Regions from separate parts of the Homo sapiens genome. Here region 1 is linked to region 2. Evidence: chromatin contacts called from ENCODE Hi-C or POLR2A ChIA-PET data. All regions are on one chromosome and are shown on one strand. Each heading gives the region's core, a stretch centred on a gene start or an enhancer-like site at or near the end of the contact. The rest is flanking DNA. Distances are from core to core; before and after follow the strand shown. Region 1 holds the start of ZBTB11-AS1 (ZBTB11 antisense RNA 1). Region 2 has its middle 76 kb from the start of ABI3BP.

Evidence for each region. Hi-C counts contacts between places; a loop is a spot of excess contacts on that map. ChIA-PET counts read pairs that join two places held with the same protein, here RNA polymerase II (POLR2A). Pooled maps may share reads with other maps.
Region 1: a loop to region 2 is called in a pooled map, with 11 times the contacts of the local background. The contact joins the promoter of ZBTB11-AS1 here to the enhancer-like site in region 2. A Hi-C loop is called at or near these places in 7 of 50 pooled maps. POLR2A ChIA-PET finds 5 or more read pairs at or near these places in 2 of 52 experiments (K562 and activated CD4-positive, alpha-beta T cell).

Annotation. Positions count from the first base shown.
Region 1 is chr3:101,673,687-101,678,603 of GRCh38, reverse strand. ZBTB11-AS1 (ZBTB11 antisense RNA 1) reads right to left here and starts at 2,174. Exons shown (of 1, transcript NR_024407.1): 1 at 1-2,174. ZBTB11 (zinc finger and BTB domain containing 11) reads left to right here and starts at 1,472. Exons shown (of 11, transcript NM_014415.4): 1 at 1,472-1,999. The coding sequence starts at 1,690. It overlaps LOC124906262 (endogenous retrovirus group K member 5 Gag polyprotein), which reads right to left and starts at 2,159. Exons shown (of 3, transcript XM_047449415.1): 1 at 366-2,159. RefSeq lists enhancers at 1,780-2,334, 4,228-4,728 and a silencer at 2,051-2,420.
Region 2 is chr3:101,067,286-101,071,759 of GRCh38, reverse strand. No RefSeq gene overlaps it. Among named protein-coding and RNA genes, the nearest start is that of ABI3BP, 76 kb to the right of the region's middle. Within about 2 kb of position 1,321, at least 6 of the 41 ENCODE cell types and tissues checked have a DNase peak (open chromatin) inside an H3K27ac peak, as active enhancers do.

The sequences.
Region 1 (4,917 bases), core at 925-3,424, 610 kb before region 2:
GGCCCAGTAGAGACAGGGTTTCACCATGTTAGCCAGGATGGTCTCCATCTCCTGACCTCGTGATTTGCCCGCCTCGGCCTCCCAAAGTGCTGGGATTACAGGCGTGAGTCACCGCGCCCGGCCAAAATATTTAAAGACAGTATGACAGGAGAGTGGGGTTGGCCTGACACGTAGACCAGCCTCCTGGGTTCGCAGAGGGTGCATTTGGTCTTCTGCTCTCACTGCCCGACCCCATGGGGGAAAGAGGTGCATCTCCATTTTTAAATTCCTCCTTTGAGCTATAGTGGCAAACTCAGCAACTAAGTAGATCCCAAGCCTGGTAGTTTCTTTTTTCTTCTGGGCCTTGAGAGCTCATGTCCCCGCACCTGGAATCTTTCAAGGATGTCCGGGCCATCCGGGAATTACTGCGTGTGCACACACACAAAAACACGCCCCTAACACCAGAGGCTGGCTGTATGATTCTGTTTTCGAGCCTACTGTATTCACCTGTCTGCCCGTCAGCTACTTCTAGGAGCGTCAAAGGGCCTCACCCAGAGACTACAGACCCTCCGGTGGAGAAGTGTACTAGGCCGTGTCTGCAGCTGGAGCCCTCGGCCTGAAATGTTCTGGCTTTAGCAAAGCGGCGACAGTGTCCAACCCCAGTCCCCGAGGAGGGATGTCAGCCCTGGGCCCCTGTGAGCGCTGCAGATTCGTCCCAGGAAAGGGTGACCGGGGTCGCTGCTCCGGGATTACCAGCTAAATACCTGTATTAGCATCCTCAGCACGCACTGGGAGACGCAGCTCAAGTCCGCTCCCCTTCTTGCACCCTCATATATATTTGGTGCAAAATGGAGAACCTTTTCCCCTACGTTTGTGTAAAAATATATGTAAATAAAGCCTTAAAATAGTGTTACCGACCCCCTTTTCCACTCGCAATAACATTGACTATAAATGCTGATAATTCCAAAAGAATCTCGACTCTTCCTTGAGTAGTCTGGAGCTAGCAGGTGCAAGTTTAGAAACAATAACTCATCACTGAGGGAGGCACTGAAAATTTTATAACTGTTAACTGGAATCTAAATTTCCATGTAAATGGGCTGTCTCTGGTCCCGTGTCAAGAGACTAATATTTTTCCAGAAGCCTGAAAATATGCTTTTATGATGTTGGGAGTCTCAAACGTAAAAACGGACTCCTAACCCTCTGGATGTTTCGGCTGAACTCTCAACTGTCCACCAGCTCCCCCTACACGTGGCTCCTTAGAAAGCGTGGAAAAGGGAAAAATGAAAAGAGAAACTGCCAGGACTTAAGATGTCTGCTTAAAGACTCCCTCGAACTGCAGTGAAGGGTCCTACCCGCTTCCAAAATGTCCACCCGCATTCCTGACGTCACTGGATCGGCTCCATCAAGCCAGAAAACGAGAGTGCGCTCCAATCAGGGCTCAGTCCCCGCCCTTGCCTTGCGTCACTTCCGGTGGTGCAGCAGCCATTTTGTCAGTCGCCAGCGGATCCCGCGCGCTGGAGAAGTGCAGTTCCCCCTGGTTACCAACTCGCCCGCTTTTCCTTCGGACTAAGGGAGCCGTCGAAGAGCGCTCGCCAAAGGCGCAGCCGTTTCTCCCTACGGTGCCGCCGCTCCTCCTGCAGCCGCCCGTAGGTAGCGGGCCGTTTTCCTCACCTGTCCCTGACAGGCGCCCTCAGGGAGCCGCGGTCCGCGATGTCAAGCGAGGAAAGCTACCGGGCCATCCTGCGTTACCTGACGAACGAGCGCGAGCCGTATGCGCCGGGCACCGAGGGCAATGTCAAGCGTAAAATCCGAAAAGCTGCCGCCTGCTACGTGGTGCGCGGCGGGACTCTGTATTACCAGCGGCGGCAGCGGCACCGCAAGACCTTCGCGGAGCTGGAGGTGGTGCTGCAGCCGGAGCGACGCCGGGACCTCATCGAGGCGGCGCACCTGGGTCCCGGCGGCACTCACCACACCCGGCATCAGACCTGGCACTACTTGTCCAAGACGTACTGGTGGCGAGGTGAGACCTAGCCCGCGGCGAGGGGGCGGGCTGGCGACTCGTTGCCTGGGCAAGGCTCGCTGGCGAGGCCTATGCGTACCCACGAGTCGGAGGGTCTCGGACGCCTCTGGGCGGCGGAGCTGCTGCCAGGCGGAGCCGAGAGGGTGGGGGACGCGAAAGGAGCCGCACTTCCCACAGGAAGGAGGCCGGCGAAGCTGGGGGCGGGCCCTGGCCCTGGGTGGGACCAAGGGGGCTTCCCCGGAGGCCGGGCCAGCCGCGGGGAGGGGCCGGACGCCTGGGCTGCGCCAGGTCCGCCTCCTTGGGCGGCCCCTTGAGGCTGTAGGCCCCGGCCCTCTGGAGGTGGCGTGTGGCTCGCGGCAGTGGAGGCTGCGGGGTGCACGTTTTCGACTGTGCTGACGTTTGGAAGGGGGGACGAGTCACCCGAAGCCGGGTCTCCCGTTTCTTTAGTGCTGCGCTTGGGTTTTGGCGAGCGAGTATGAGCTGCTCTGGACACATTCGCTAGTGTTCCTCAAATTTTGCCGCTGCTGCGTAAATAAGGAATAATACAATTATTTGCAGAAGTGATAAGGAGTGATTGAGAAATCGCCTTGAGCGTTTTTTTTTAAGAACAAGAAGTAAATGTAAAAGATATCAGTTACTGTTTTTGTTGTTTGGTTTTGCGGGGGCGGGGTGTTTGAGTAGACACGGGTCTCGCCTCGTTCCCCAAGCTGGTCTCCATCTGGCCTCAAGCCATCCTCCCGCCTCGGCCTCCCAAAGTGTTGGGATTTCAGGCATGAGCCACGGCGCCCAGCTTGATATTCGTAACTCTGAATGTTTTAATAATCTTTCCCCTAATGATGTGAAAAACGCGTTTGGGAACTGTGTAGCATTGTATATACGCAGAAAAGGTACGATTACTGTGACTTTTTGATTGTCAAAAAATACAGCTCTGAAGTTACTTGACTCCTTGGGAACCAGTTGTAAGGGAGGATAGCAAGTGTCCTTGGCTTCTTAACCATCTTCACTCTCCACAGTTAATGAATATTCAAACTGTCAGAATTAGTTAATAGTTTATAGTCCCATTTAAGAAATTTTGTTAGGAACAGTGCTGTCACTCTCCAATATGGCTACAGAAAAGTTATTTCATTCAAATCTTGGTTACTTCGTCTGTGAATAACGAAATTACTGAATAGTTTCTAAAGTTCTTTTCGGTTTATAAACATCATCAAGTTTATTCGTTTACGAACTATTGGATAATCAAATTCTTCCATTTATTTTCCACTTTAAACCAATATCTGAATTAAATTCCTGTAAGGACAGACAAATGCGAAGATTAAATTATGAGGTAATGAAGTAATCAGTGCATTTTGTTTGGATGGGTTTGGGTAGACATTAGTTTGTTGAACAAATGTCTCAGATTTAATACTTCAGGATTTGTTAAAGATGATAATTGTAACTATAGGTAACATTGATCAAGCTTGTATATGCAGGATGTAGTCGTTAGCCCTTGACATTTATTTAACCTTCATAAAACCTTAATACTTATCTCCCTTTTTTGGAGACAGAGCGTAGGGGGTCTTGCTTGGTGCAGTGACAACGATCACAGCTCACTGTAGCCTCGACCTCCTAGGCTCAGATGATCCTCCCTTTTCAGCCTCTATCTGTTTTACAGATGAAAAAACTAAAAGCACTAGGATGTTAAATAACACAACAAAAGTCACACAGCTGACCTTTGTGATCTCACACTTTTCTTAACCCAGTGTTATGTGGTATTTTGTGTTCAGAATTTTTCTTTTTCTAAGTTCATTATCTGTGAGTGATTCTAATCCAGTTGTTTTTTTTTTAATTTTTAGTGTGCAGTGTCTTAAAAGGCAAAAACCTGAGACGATGTTTATTTATTTATTTATTTATTTTATTTATTTATTTATTGAGACAGAGTCACTCTGTTGCCCAGGCTGGAGTGCAGTGGCGCGATATCGGCTCACTGCAACTCCACCTCCCGGGTTCAAGCGATTCTGGTGCCTCAGTCTCCAGAGTAGCTGGGATTACACCACGCCCAGCTAATTTTTCTATTTTTAGTAGCGACGGGGTTTCACCATGTTGGCCAGGCTGGGCTCGAACTCCTGAGCTCAGATGATCTGCTCACCTCGACCTCCCAAAGCGCTGGGATTACGGGTGTAAGCCACAGCGCCCGGCCAATACAACCTCTTTTGGTCTCTAAATCTACACTCATATAAATGCTTTTTTGATAAAGTTATATTTAACTCGAACCCATTGTTCCTTTCTTTCTTTTCTTCTCTTTTTTTCTTTGAGACAGAGTCTTGTTCTGTCACCCAGGCCGGAGCACAGTGGCGCGATCTCGGCTCACTGCAGCCTTCGCCTCCCAGGCTCACGTGATTCTGGTGCCTCAGCCTCCGGAGTAGCTGGGACTACAGGCGCGTGCCTCCACACCTAGCTAATTTTTGTTTTGCTCTGTTGGCCAGGCTTGTCTCGAACTTCTTACCTCAAATGATCCGCCCACCTCAGCCTCCCAAAGTGTGTGAGCCACGCCCCAAGCCCCATTGTTTATGTTCTGCAAAAAAAAAAAAAAACAGTCTCTGTGAATCCATAAATTTGACAAATTCCTAGGTTAAACAGGTTTCTTCACCGTAGAAGTCAGAGGTTCTAATAATAAATGTCAATTGCATATAGCTAAAATTTTTCTGAATTTATGACTTCAGTGTATACTTTTATAATCAGTGTGGGACATAATACAATTTGGAAAATATTGCTTGAATACTATTTGAAGATTGAAAGTATAAGGAACTTGGTGGCCAGGCAAGGTGGCTCATGCCCGTCATCCCAGCACTTTGGGAGGCCAAGGCGGGCAGATCACTTGAGGTCAGGAGTTTGAGACCAGCCTGGCAAAAATAGTGAAACCCCATCTCTACTAAAAATAC
Region 2 (4,474 bases), core at 72-2,571:
GGGGCTGGTAACTCTTTGGGGAAAGTTTGTAATAAAATCATGACTGAGGGAAAAAGTCAATCAAAATTTCAGCAACCAATAATCGAATTACAGATTTTATCCAAAATATCTGTCATTGGTGTTTGATTCTTATCTTGGACCTTTTATTAGAAATAATTTGTGGACACATAGAAAAAGGAAATGCAGAGATCTTTGGTTAGTTTTGAATCTTCACTGTTGGAGGGAAAGTATTTTTCAGAAAAGCCCTAAAGCACTTGAGGAGTTCTCAAAGATGGATTTCTTTTAGTGTCAATCATTCACCTATTAGTATTATTGAGTTCCAGATTATTTCTGGAGGATATTAAGCAAAAGGGGTTGGGGGTGAGGAGTATCAGATGTGGGAGGAAAGCAGGTGGCTTGGGAGACCTCGGAGGAACTCAGACATCAACTATTTTCTAGAATTAACCAAGGTCATTGCTGCTTACTTTATAAAGTCTTAGACTTTGTGTTAGGTGGCTTCTCCTTATTTGATGAATCTATCTGCACGTAACATCATGACTACTTAGAAATTGTACTCATGGAAGGGAAAATGGTCAGAGGCCTGATGAAAGAAGGAAAATTCAAAGTACACTAGACACGGCTCTTGGGCCAACAAAGGAAGGAAAGAGGAAGATGATGGTATCTCACACAGTAATGAAACCCAGTGTACTTTTGCCCTGAGCTAGATTTTAAAATAATGCAGGAAGTTGAGTGTGAAGTGGAGGCCATTTTGTAGTGGATAGGGTTGTGTGGGGAAAATCACCCAGAAAAAATATTCTGTCCTTTCAGCCTTGGGTAAGGTAGAGGACTCCCAGGGAGTAGCATTTGGATAACAGGAAGTTTAGACTTCTCTGTGAAATTAGACAGGCTATTTACTTAGGGATGACCATAAAAATCCAATTCCCTTAGATGGGAATCAGGAAAGGAGAATATGTCCACAAGACATTTTCTGAACAATTACCTGAGAAATTTGTGGAAGAGGGACTGCTTGTCATTAAAAAAACAAAAGCAAAAGCAAAAGTCTCCAGCATTTTACCTCCTTTTCTCTATTTTGGAAATTCCCTGCCATAAAAGTCTTGGTGGGAAGCAGAGTCCACCCCCTATAGACACAGAAGATTCCTTACCACCGTAGAAACAGAAAATTCTCAGAAATTGCTTTTGTAGCTCCCATGGAATTAGGTCTATCTAATGTAGTGCCTGGAATTTTTAAATCTGGAGTTAAAGAAGCTGCGGAGGCATAAATAGGGAGGAGTTCCTGGAGGGCAGCAGCAGGAGTGCCCTCTGGTGGTGGGTCCGGTGCTGGGTGCACGTGTCAGGGTAGGGGCAGCGTGTCCTCACCTGGAGGCTCTGTGCTGCATCTCTGGCTGTGGCCATGGCTGCAGAGCTTTCCTTTGTTCCTGCTTGTTTAACTTCCCAAGGAATGTGAAATTCCAATATCCTTTCATGTCATTTTTTTCCTGCTTAAATAAGATAGAGTTTGTTTCCATTCTTTGCACCTCACCAATACACAAGGAAATCACACACCCTTCTCCCATTCAGCCCATTCAGCCCCTAAAGAAGATAACAGGATGGAGTTTAAAGAATTAGAAGTTAAGTTGAGCTTTAAACTACAGAGCAGAAGGGGAGGAGGAGGGAGAGAGGGAGAACATGATCTTGTGTGATAATTTAGGAGCTGGGGAGCAGGGTAAAAAGCAATGGAATTTGGAGCAATAAGGTTGCTTAATGACTTCTCTTTACACATGAAGTCATTTATATTTCTGTTATTTACTTTATGGCTTTACAGTCCATGATGGCAGGTTCTCGCTTCTCTCATACTGTGTTGTAAACTCTGGTTCTAACATGGGACCTGACAAAGAGGAGTTGCTGTAGGATTTGTTGAGTCAATTTTCATGGTTCTGTAGTTATTTGACTCTTGGAAATAAGGAGACAAAATAAAGTTTTAAAGAATGATGTATCCTTTGTTTATTTCTTTCTAAATGCTGTAAAATCACACCCTGATTATAAAGTAGGATGGAGCCGTAAGGAATTCCTTCATGTATCTTCTGCTTTGCAGAAAACCCTTTGCTACTACGGACTTGCTCCTTTGGTTTGATTTTTGAGTAATTAACATGGGATAAGGGAGTATTTTTATAGGATTTACTTGTGAGTTCAGAACATAAACGTGTAATTGCAAGAATTGCTGCTGTGGGGAGAGTCCTAAAGCAAAAATAAAACTTAGAAACTTGAGAACAAAATGGCAAAACTTAGTCTTATCCACAAAGGAAAAAGAAAGAGAAAAAAATTCAATGGTGCCATAATTGGAGCTCATTGTGCTTGGAGCCAGATGGCTTGCCCTTGGTTTTGGAGGCCAACAGGCCAAATTCCAAACATTACAGCCTGAGATGGCCTTATAATCAAAGAATAAAATAACTGAGGAAAACTTTGGAAAACCTCTAGTCTTTGCTTATGTTATTTTTCTTTTGCCTATTTGGTAACAATAAGATTTTTAATATTCTGTTTATAGTGTTTGGAGTGGTTCTTTCAATCCTAATGCTTGTCCCTGTCCATAAGCATGTTAGATAAACCCTGCAACATAAGAAGAATTGTAGAGGATCAGTTTAATATTTTGCTTTAGGTAGGAACATTAGCCTGTAACTATAGGGAGGTGTGGCAGTTACCCTCAATGATGCAATACTCAGATACACATGACTCTTGTTTAGCATCACATGTAATTATATTGGACTTTTAAGCATAAAGTAATAGCCAAAATAAGTATTAAATAAACAACTTGCCTCCTTTTTTTTGAGATTACTATTAGAAATAGCCAGTTTTATATTCCAGCTACTTAGCTCAGGTTATGTCCCCACCCAGAAATTTTACACTTGGTGATGAGGCATAAATATTTTCTGTGACTAAGTGGGCATATGAATTAGAAGGCCTTTGGATATTAGATAAAATGGAAAATAAGTTTATATGTTTATACAAAAGAAATTAAAAACGTGTAAACTTCCCCTGAAATCGGTGATTCTCAACCTTGGCTGCACATTGGAATCACCTGGAAAGCTTTAATAATATTGATGCCTGGGTCCCACCCCAAAGTCTGCCTTATCTGGTCTTGGTTGTGTCCTAGACGTCAGGATTTTTTAAAGCTGCCTTAAACAAAACTGCTTGACAGACTGAAATGTATTATAATTTGTTGACTTTTCCTAGGTGTTTTATAATGCTGTTAATATCATGATGAAATATAGTCACCAGTCAGTAAGAAGCAGAATAGTGTTTAATCCCATCTTGGTTCTTTCCTTAAATTCACCTACAGATTGTGTCCTTTATTTAATGTCTGTCCTACCCTCAAACTGTATGCTCTCTGAATGCAGGGAGTATCCCTGTGCTATTCTCAACTGTGTATTCCCAAGGCTGTATAAAGTGTTGGGCATATGATAGGCCCTCAAATAGAGTGGAATGAATAAAGAAATACTTATAAAGAGATCTGGGTTATAAATACCTGAAAGCATCAGGTCATGCCAAAATTTCCCCAATATGTATAAATTACCTTTACTTCTTTTCAGATGAAATCCCTAATTCTCTATCAACTAAACTTCCTCTTAAGAAAACGAGCTGGCTGGATATGGTGGCTCAAGCTTATAATCTCAGCATTTTGAGAGGCCAAGGCAGGTGAATCACTTGAGGCCAGGAGTTCCAGACCAGCCTGGGCAACATGGCAAAACCTCATAATATGATGTAGTATTATTATGCCACCTAAGAACAAAGACACTGAACAGAACATAGAGATTATAGTATATGAGAAATACATTTATGATTTATCATATTTGGCTGGGTCAGTATCCTTTTTTACTCCGTTGTTCAACTTTTTTTTATTTTTATAAGTGGCTTTTTTTCCCAAATGAACTTTAGAACCAGTACTTAAATTTAAAAATCCTGTTGTTTATATTCTAGACAACTTTTTATAGGATTTTTCAGAAGAACTAATTATTTAGTTGTTTATCAATTACATGTCCATTCTACTTTTTTTTGTATTTCACTGCTTTCTCTCTTTTTCTCTTTGTCTCTATAAATTTCTGCTTTTAATCTAGTTGTAATTTTATAATTTAATGCTTAATTTATTCATTCTTGTTCTTCAAGGTCAATACTTTTACTAATAGCAGCTTTATAAAGCTATAAGTCATAAGTTTTGGCATAAAGGAATCTGAATTTTATTTTGCTTAATCTTATATGTATATTTGATATTAACCATTGATATTTTAACTACATAGAAATATATATATCATATATATATGCCAAAACTTATGAGTTATAGCTTTATAAAGCTGCTATTAGTAAAAGTATTGACCTTGAAGAACAAGAATGAATAAATTAAGCATTAAATTATAAAATTACAACTAGATTAAAAGCAGAAATTTATAGAGACAAAGAGAAAAAGAGAGAAAGCAGTGAAATACAAAAAAAAGTAGAATGGACA